Linked DNA regions of Homo sapiens: all the other regions are linked to region 3. A link is an interaction called in ENCODE POLR2A ChIA-PET data of the cell type or tissue named here. Cell type or tissue: HepG2. All regions are shown on one strand.

Region 1 (2,500 bases), 1.1 Mb after region 3:
CTGGCTTCCTGCCTGTCCTTATATAAACGTCTGAATCTTAGGCTTGGGCAAAGCAAGTCCTCAGACGAGCTTGGATTGTGGGAATGAAGAAACTGAACAAGATAAGGGCTTAGGAAAACTATGGAAGCTTTGAGATTTGTCTCCATTGCGAGCTGGATGGAAAGAGGCTTCACAGGGCCTCCGGAATTCAGGACTTCTTAGAATTGGCTGCCCTGAGACCTGATATGAACCCAGAACTTGATCCTTCCACGTGATCAAATTCGACTCCAGCTGTGGCTCAGCCTCACGGAGAGTTATGATTACATCACCCCTGACAAGCCAAAGGTGGGGATGGAAAAGAAAAAACTCAGGCAAAATTAATACAAGTAGAATGGTTATATGGCCCAAATGTAAAAACTGCAACTTGGTTGCATAGATTAAAGTTGCCCTGAAGATATGCTCCAATTAGCAGCAGTTGCAAGTGAGTTTTTAAAGAAAAAAAGGCCATTTCTAAATTGTTTACCAAGAATTTACATTAAGATAACATATGCTGTAAATTGGCTATACATTTTTCCAGGATGGGGAAGATAATGGGTGAGACAGGTCATCAGGAATAGAATGCCTTTAAACAATTGCCCCCAGCCATGCGTAGGAAGGACATGACTAAAGTCCCACACTCACGTCTCTCTGGGCCTGATAGGTTTTGCACACCTCACATAGCCCACACTGCTCTGGCTATTTTTCTGTGGTCTCTCAGGCATTGGAACCGTGGGAAGCGAGTCTCCTGCCCATCTCTGTTCATCCCGGACAGTTGCAATTGTGGAGGGACCCTCCAATGACATTGGACACTGGAGGCCCAGAGAAGGAAGTAAGTAGAGCTGAGAAGGGTGTACTTCTGATTTGCAATTTCATTTTAATTTCAGTTATCTCTGATCTGGTTTACACATTATATGATTTTAAATGGGGACTTTAAACACTCCTCTGCAACAGCCCTGCTGTGGGATTCTTGTGTTTGCGGTCATGGTAAAAATCAACTTTTTTTCTTGGTTTTAATTTTGAACTCACCTTCTTTTCCCCATCTTGTTTCTCCTAAATGCTTAGGTCCTCTGAAGAGAATAAAATAGTCCACTTAAAGCAACACCAGAAGTCTCTTGGGATATGTGAGGACAATAGCTCCCTGTGTGTGCTGGAGACCTTGGACAAAGTCCCCAAGTCATATCCATACCTACAAGGTGTCAGAAGAAAAGATTACAACACATCCCGTTTAAAGGTCTTTATTGGCTTTGGTTTAGAGGCTAGAATTGGGCAATACATCATTCATAAAACAAAGAGTGTTTGATGAGCAGAGCTGAGGAAGCGGAGGGCTGAGGATAGCAGACAGAGGACAAAAGCACAGGTATTCATCTGCCTGAAGAGAGTTAAATGCTGTCCTCTGAATCCGAGAGATGGGTAGCTGTTAGGATTTGCCAAAAGGAGACTATTTATTTATTTGGAGACAGGGGCTCGCTCTGCCTCCTGGGCTGCAGTGCAGTGGCACAATCACGTCTCACTGCAGCTTTGACCTCCCAGACTTAAGTGATCCTCCCACCTCAGCCTTTCTAGTAGCTGGAACTAGAGGTGTGCACTACCATGCTGCACTAATTTTTTAAATTTTTAGTAGAAACAATGTCTTGCTATGTTGCCCAGGCTGATCTCAAACTCCTGGGCTCAAGCCATTCTTCCACCTCTGCCTCCCAAAGTGCTGGGATTACAGGCGTGAGCCACCGCGAAGGACCAGAAGGAAATATTTAAAGCTCTTGTTTCTAGTCCTTGTAACAACCATCTTTAGTACTTGTTACGGAACACAGATTGTTATGGGGGCAGCCAAGGGTTCACTTGGAATAAGAGTGGAGAAGATGCACCATGGAAAATGGGATAACTCATGCATTAGTCAGCTGCTGTTCCCTAGGAAAAACCTTAGCATCTCGGGGGCTGACAGCAACAAGCTATACCTGTCATGCTCTGCCGCCTGCACATGGGCTGGGGGTCAGTGGGTCTGGTGCTGGCTTGGCTTGTGTCTTCATGCTGGGGTCCATGCTGAAGGGGTGGTGCCTGTCTGGGCCAGGTTCTTCTCATGGAGGCTCAGACGGGAGCAGGAGGACCAGCCTCTCACACACGCAGGGTTAAGGTCTCTGCGCTTGTCCCATGTGTTAACATCCTATAGGCCAAGCAAGACCCATGACCATGCACAATGGCAATGGGGGTCTACTCTGCATTTTCTGGAAAGAGGCGCTGCTAGCTGCATGGCACAGGGCATGGATGTATACTTTAGTTCCAGCGAGGGAGCCAGCTGTCCATCCATCTTGTCACACCCCCATGAATCTTGGAAAAACACTGTTGTGACATGGCATATATGCGCCCAGGAAGCAGGTGGATTTCGTGCTGGCAGTGGTTGGCTGAACTACTACCTAGGCTGACTTTTCTCTGTCTCCTTTGTTCCATCCTGGGATTTTTCTGGGAAGTGTTGGCTTCTCAGGAGTCC
Region 2 (2,500 bases), 82 kb before region 3:
AGGGCTCTTCAATTTTCTATGGAAAGCAAGAGAATTAAGGGGCCCAACTTATTCCTCCCAGTGTTGTCCAGAGGGACTGGATCAGAAGCTGATGGATTCTTTCCTCTGGCTTGCCAGGCTGGGGCTAGGTGCCCAGCTGTTTGTGATATTATGGAGAGAATTTATGGATGGGTTGAGTGTTGGACAAGAACAGTGTTTTCTAGATCATCATTCTCCAAGCCTGGCAATAAGGTTCTCCCTCTGAGATGGAGTTTAACTTGCAGGATATTTATTCAGGAGAGGCTCTGGGACCAATATCTGTGGAAGGGAGCCACAGTGGATACTACTGGGCATTCTGAAGTGGATTGTTCCTTCAGAGTAGTCCTGAGTGGGGCCAAGCTACAGAGCCTATGTGCACATCCATTTATCAGCCACTGGATGACCTGCCCAAAGGGGCCTGAGCACGGGCTCCAGGTGGCTCTCCACAGCTGACCCATTTCTGAAGGGGCTGATAGTGAAAACTGTCTGCCAGTGAAACTCTTAGCAGCTGAGATTTATTCCTTAAAGTCTTTCTTTAAAGGGGGGTCTGGACAGCCTCCCATAGTGATTTGTTGTGAATCACAAATGACAAGGCCCTGGCCCCCAGAGATTCTGGTTCAGTGGTCTGGGGTCAGGCCTGAGAATTCATGTTTCTTAAAGGCTCTAGGTGACTCTGCACAAGGGGTTTCCGTCATATCAGCTGGACGCTCTGAGGCTCTCCGGAGCAGAATGAGGTGCTAAGGTGTTGTGTCTAAACGCATGGCTTGGTCAAGTGTCCCAGTGCAGTGATCCTCAGAGGGTCAGATGCAGCGAAAGTGAAAATGAGCATGTGGGTTATCCAGACACCCCAAGTTTATCACCCTGTCTGGGCCAGGGTGCATGACGCTCACTCCTGCAAAACAGAGTGAGCAGGCAGGGCTGTTTCTTCCCCCTGCAGCTGGGAAGCCCCAGCCAGCCTGCTCCATTGAACTTTCAGCTCCCGGAGTTGGCTCATTCCCTCCCAGAGAAAACAGCCCTATTATAAACATACAAACTTGAGTTGGGGCGGGGGTCACAGGCTCTTGCCTAAGTCCATCCTGCAAAATTGACTTTTCTGTCAATGAGAACACAGCTCTGCTTTTACCTCTCCTGTGTGCTTTGGCAGTTTCTGCTTGGCTGTAAAATTTATCCAAGGAAAACTGGCATTTATCTTGGGTTCACTTGTACTCAGCAAAACTGATAAACAGATGGGGGCTGGCCAGGCCACGGGCAATTTGGTTAGCACTTTACAAAATACAAATGTCATCCTTTATTTTTACAGGGATTATTTATTGTGAATTAGGAAGTTATTGGTCTGTTATATTCTAACAGGATCATTCACTCCAGTTAAGGGATCCATGTCCCTATTATAAAGTGGTGGGGGGTGTCCTGGGTGGAAGAGACTTTCTGGCATTGTTGGCAATAAAGGAATAAAATGGCCCTGCTGGGTTTGCGTATGCACACACAGGGCACTTATCTGTGAAGACTGTGAAAAAAGAAAGAAGCAAAGAAAGAAATCAACAAGATTTGATGGGGAAGCTTGCAAAGGAGATCAGAATTCAGATCAAATGTCCCACCCCAGTGTCTCTGGAGTTTTTTTTCTTTTGTGTCCCAGCTAAAGGCACTGGGAGGATCAGAGACCTCATCCCAGCTCTGTTTACTTTGGGAACAATCGTTGGTGTATGAATAATAATGCCTCCCTCTGACCATGACTAATTGAATTGCAGCCTGCGGGCAGTGGGGAGGGGCTTTGCCGGGCCAGTCCATCACGGCGTTTCTCAAGTAGCCACCGACAGTGATGGATGCAGCGGCGCTTCCCAGAGTGCATCCTCGAACACCTAAGAGCAGGGGTATGAACCTGCATTCCGAGTTTCTATTAGCCGGGGCCTGGCAGAGAGGACGGGAATGGCGGCAGTTAAAGATGAGTTGGTTGATTAAAAGGAAGAGGAGAGGCAGCCCTTTTCCTAACCTCCTCCTCCCACACCTGATTTTAAGCAAGTTTTGTTCATGGGGACAAATGAGAAAATATTCATCGTGTGACCATGCAGGCCTCAGTGGGGCCACCTCTGCTGAGGCCGTGCCTGTTAAAAGTACTGGGCTTGTTTGGGGTGCAGTGGGAACCCTGGCTTGGAAAACAAAAAAGGCAAAACAGCCAAAGATTTGTCCTGTTAGAGGATGTTTAGAAGCCAACAAATGAGGTAGAAGAGGAGACAGAAAGACAAGAGAGAAGTAGGGGCAGTTGGAAACGGAGTCTATGGCCATGTCTATAATCCAACAATGGATCACACAGGGACCCTAACATTTGGTCGTCCTGTTGTCTGCGCTGTGTTTACACAGCAGAACCATGCAGCTGGGGCCCTGGGCTCAGTCGGACTTTGTTCTCACAGCATGAAGGTGACCCCTGGTGAACTGCGATCCGGGAAGCTTGTGCAGCCCAGCAGTCTCTATGGTGGTCTGGACACAG
Region 3 (2,500 bases):
CAGGGTGAGTTTCAAGGACAGCTTCCAAGGCTGAGTGGATTCTTGTGGTCACCATTGCGAAGGTGTATCTGAGGTAATTGAAATTACGTTAGCATGGTGACATATAGAAAAAGAATATGGGGACATTTTACTCCTGAGCATGAGGGAGAATCGCTGAGAGCCAGGCAAGGTGAAGAAGAAAAAGAGAAATAATAAATTCTCGGCTGGGCACAGTGGCTCACGCCTGTAATCCCAGCACTTTGGGAGGCCGAGGCGGGCAGATCACGAGGTCAGGAAATCGAGACCATCCTGGCTAACACGGTGAAACCCCGTCTCTACTAAAAATACAAAAAATTAGCCGGGCATGGTGGCGGGCGCCTGTAGTCCCAGATACTCGGGAGGCCGAGGCAGGAGAGTGGCGTGAACCTGGGAGGCGGAGCTTGCAGTGAACCGAGATCGCGCCACTGCACTCCAGCCTGGGCGACAGAGGGAGACTCCATCTCAAAATAAATAAATAAATAAATTCTCAAAGGAGACTTTCTTTTTTTTAATAAAAACCATGTATTGGATCAGTTATCTTCTCAAATCTCTAGTCTAAAATAATGTGGGCAGTTTTACAAGGAAATACATATATTGGACCATATGAAATGAACCGTCAATATTTGTTATAAATCTATGAAAACATTAAGTTCAAATGGTTTCGTCTAACACCTATGTAATATAATCAGTAAATTCCAGGTACTGTGCGATTTAGGCAGAGTATATGTGTGTATATGTGTGTGTGTGTGTGTGTATGTATGTACATGCACGTGTGTATATATTTTGTAGAGTCCAGGGTCTCCTGTCAAACTTCTGGGCTCAAGCGATCCTTCTGCCTCAGCCTCCCAAAGTGCTAAGATTACAGTTGTGAGCCACTGCACCCGACATATGCAGAAAATATCTTACTGCAGTATAAAACATATATCTGAGAGGAAAAGAACAAGAGAGAGAGGTTTCTAACTTAAACACAGCTAACCAAGGAAAAAATAAAATCAACATTTGAATGAATATTGAAATTCTCTTAAAAAAAGACAAATGAGGGGGAAATCACATAAGCAAGTAAGGTTTCACACACATGGTGCTCTAGAAACTAATCAGTGGACAGATTCAGAATCCATATCTCCCTTTCCAAAATGTTCTCTGGCAGAAGTCATTCTGTAGGACAAACTGGAATCAAAAGAGTTATGAAAATTGTACAATGGGATGAAGGGGCTTCCCCTGTTGGGGAATAGATAGCTGACATGCTGGATGGGGCCAGGGTTCAAACAAAGGCCCCTGTTGAGTGGGAGCAGGTACAAGACAGATGGTTTGTTAAACATTGCCAGCATGCTTGCGCAGTGCCGTGCGGCGGTCAGAGCCTGGATAATGGTCACCAGGGCATTGTGTAGCAGCGCATTGGCTAATTTCAGCCCAGCTAAAGCTATTGCTTATCTTTGTTGGTTTTGCAAAGATTAAGGCAGTTTCTCTGCTTTGAATGCACCACAGCTGCCCAGCAAAGCATTCCTGAAGTTTTGTCTGAATTCCCACTGCTAAGAGGGGCCAAGCAAAAGGTGGCTCGTGCAAGGACTTGTTTTAAGCTCATATGTGAAGTTGCTTCTCCTCAACTAATCTGGACCACTCTTGACTCTTACTTCTGGGCAAAACCCTCTAGAGTTACAGGGGCCTTCTTTCTCAGTGAGTCCTTTCCTGTGTGGTTCGAAATGCATCTGCTGGGGATTTATATTTCCTAGATTTATATTTCCTATTGGGATTGATTCATTTGCTACTTTTGTGGAAAAAGGTAAACACCATTGTAAATTCCATCCGGTGAATCATGGGGAGGCGGTGGTTCCAATTAAACGTGTTTGCTTTCGGAAGGGGGCCCTTGGCTTCTTATCTTTATGTACAGAAGAAAATAGAGCTCAACCGGGCCTCTGCAGCCAATGGAAACGCACCTGGCCCAGTCAGCTGCTAGGCTGAGTCTCTGCTGCTCTGGGCTCCAACTCGCTCCTCTCGGTTGTTTGCAGACAAAGGGAGAGTAGCTGCGGGTCATGCAGAGGGGACAGTCCCCTTGGCTCTGCCTATAGTCCCAAAGCAAAGCAGGGGGTGCAGCTACTATCTGGGTATGTTAGGAAAGGGTGATGGCTGATCGGTTTAGTATTTCCAACAGTTCAAATGTCTTTATCTTCTTTTAAAGGTAGTGCATATCTATCCCCACCTAATTGAACCAGTGCTGTATTTACTTCAGGCAGCCCCCTCTGCCTAAATTAGATCATTTCTAGCTATAAAATCAAGAAAGTGTGCCCAGCAGATTAAGCCCTAAAAGTGGACTTGTTAACTACATCTACAGAAGCAAAGAGAGCAAGAGAATTTTTATATACTCTCCCTCTCTCCCTCTCTCTCTCTTTTCTCTCTCTCTCTCCCTCTCTCCCTCTCTCCCTCTCTCTCTGCCTCTCTCCCTCTCTCCCTCTCTCTCTGCCTCTCTCCCTCTCTCCCTCTCTCT

Evidence for each region. ChIA-PET counts read pairs that join two places held together with the same protein. Peaks named below come from ENCODE experiments on the same cell type or tissue, not always from the same donor. Only the 100,000 strongest peaks of a DNase experiment are listed, where the experiment ranks them.
Region 1: POLR2A ChIA-PET joins it to region 3 with 5 read pairs; 1 of 35 experiments calls an interaction of 5 or more read pairs at or near these places.
Region 2: POLR2A ChIA-PET joins it to region 3 with 39 read pairs; 1 of 35 experiments calls an interaction of 5 or more read pairs at or near these places.

What each region holds. Positions count from the first base shown.
Region 1 is chr20:23,660,402-23,662,901 of GRCh38, forward strand. LOC107985383 (a long non-coding RNA gene) reads left to right here and starts at 669. Exons shown (of 5, transcript XR_001754712.2): 1 at 669-847; 2 at 1,081-1,249. In HepG2, no CTCF peak of the experiment used is centred here; DNase peaks (open chromatin) are centred at 250, 630 and 1,260; H3K4me3 peaks cover 1,273 bases.
Region 2 is chr20:22,428,517-22,431,016 of GRCh38, forward strand. No RefSeq gene overlaps it. Among named protein-coding and RNA genes, the nearest start is that of LINC01427, 150 kb to the left of the region's middle. RefSeq lists an enhancer at 2,296-2,440 and a cis regulatory region at 2,363-2,374. In HepG2, no CTCF peak of the experiment used is centred here; DNase peaks (open chromatin) are centred at 1,055, 1,715 and 2,395; H3K4me3 peaks cover 1,400 bases.
Region 3 is chr20:22,510,732-22,513,231 of GRCh38, forward strand. It overlaps LOC105372564 (a long non-coding RNA gene), which reads right to left. Exons shown (of 3, transcript XR_937341.3): 3 at 1-68. Among named protein-coding and RNA genes, the nearest start is that of LINC00261, 67 kb to the right of the region's middle. RefSeq lists an enhancer at 2,014-2,500. In HepG2, no CTCF peak of the experiment used is centred here; DNase peaks (open chromatin) are centred at 29, 1,380 and 1,940; H3K4me3 peaks cover 881 bases.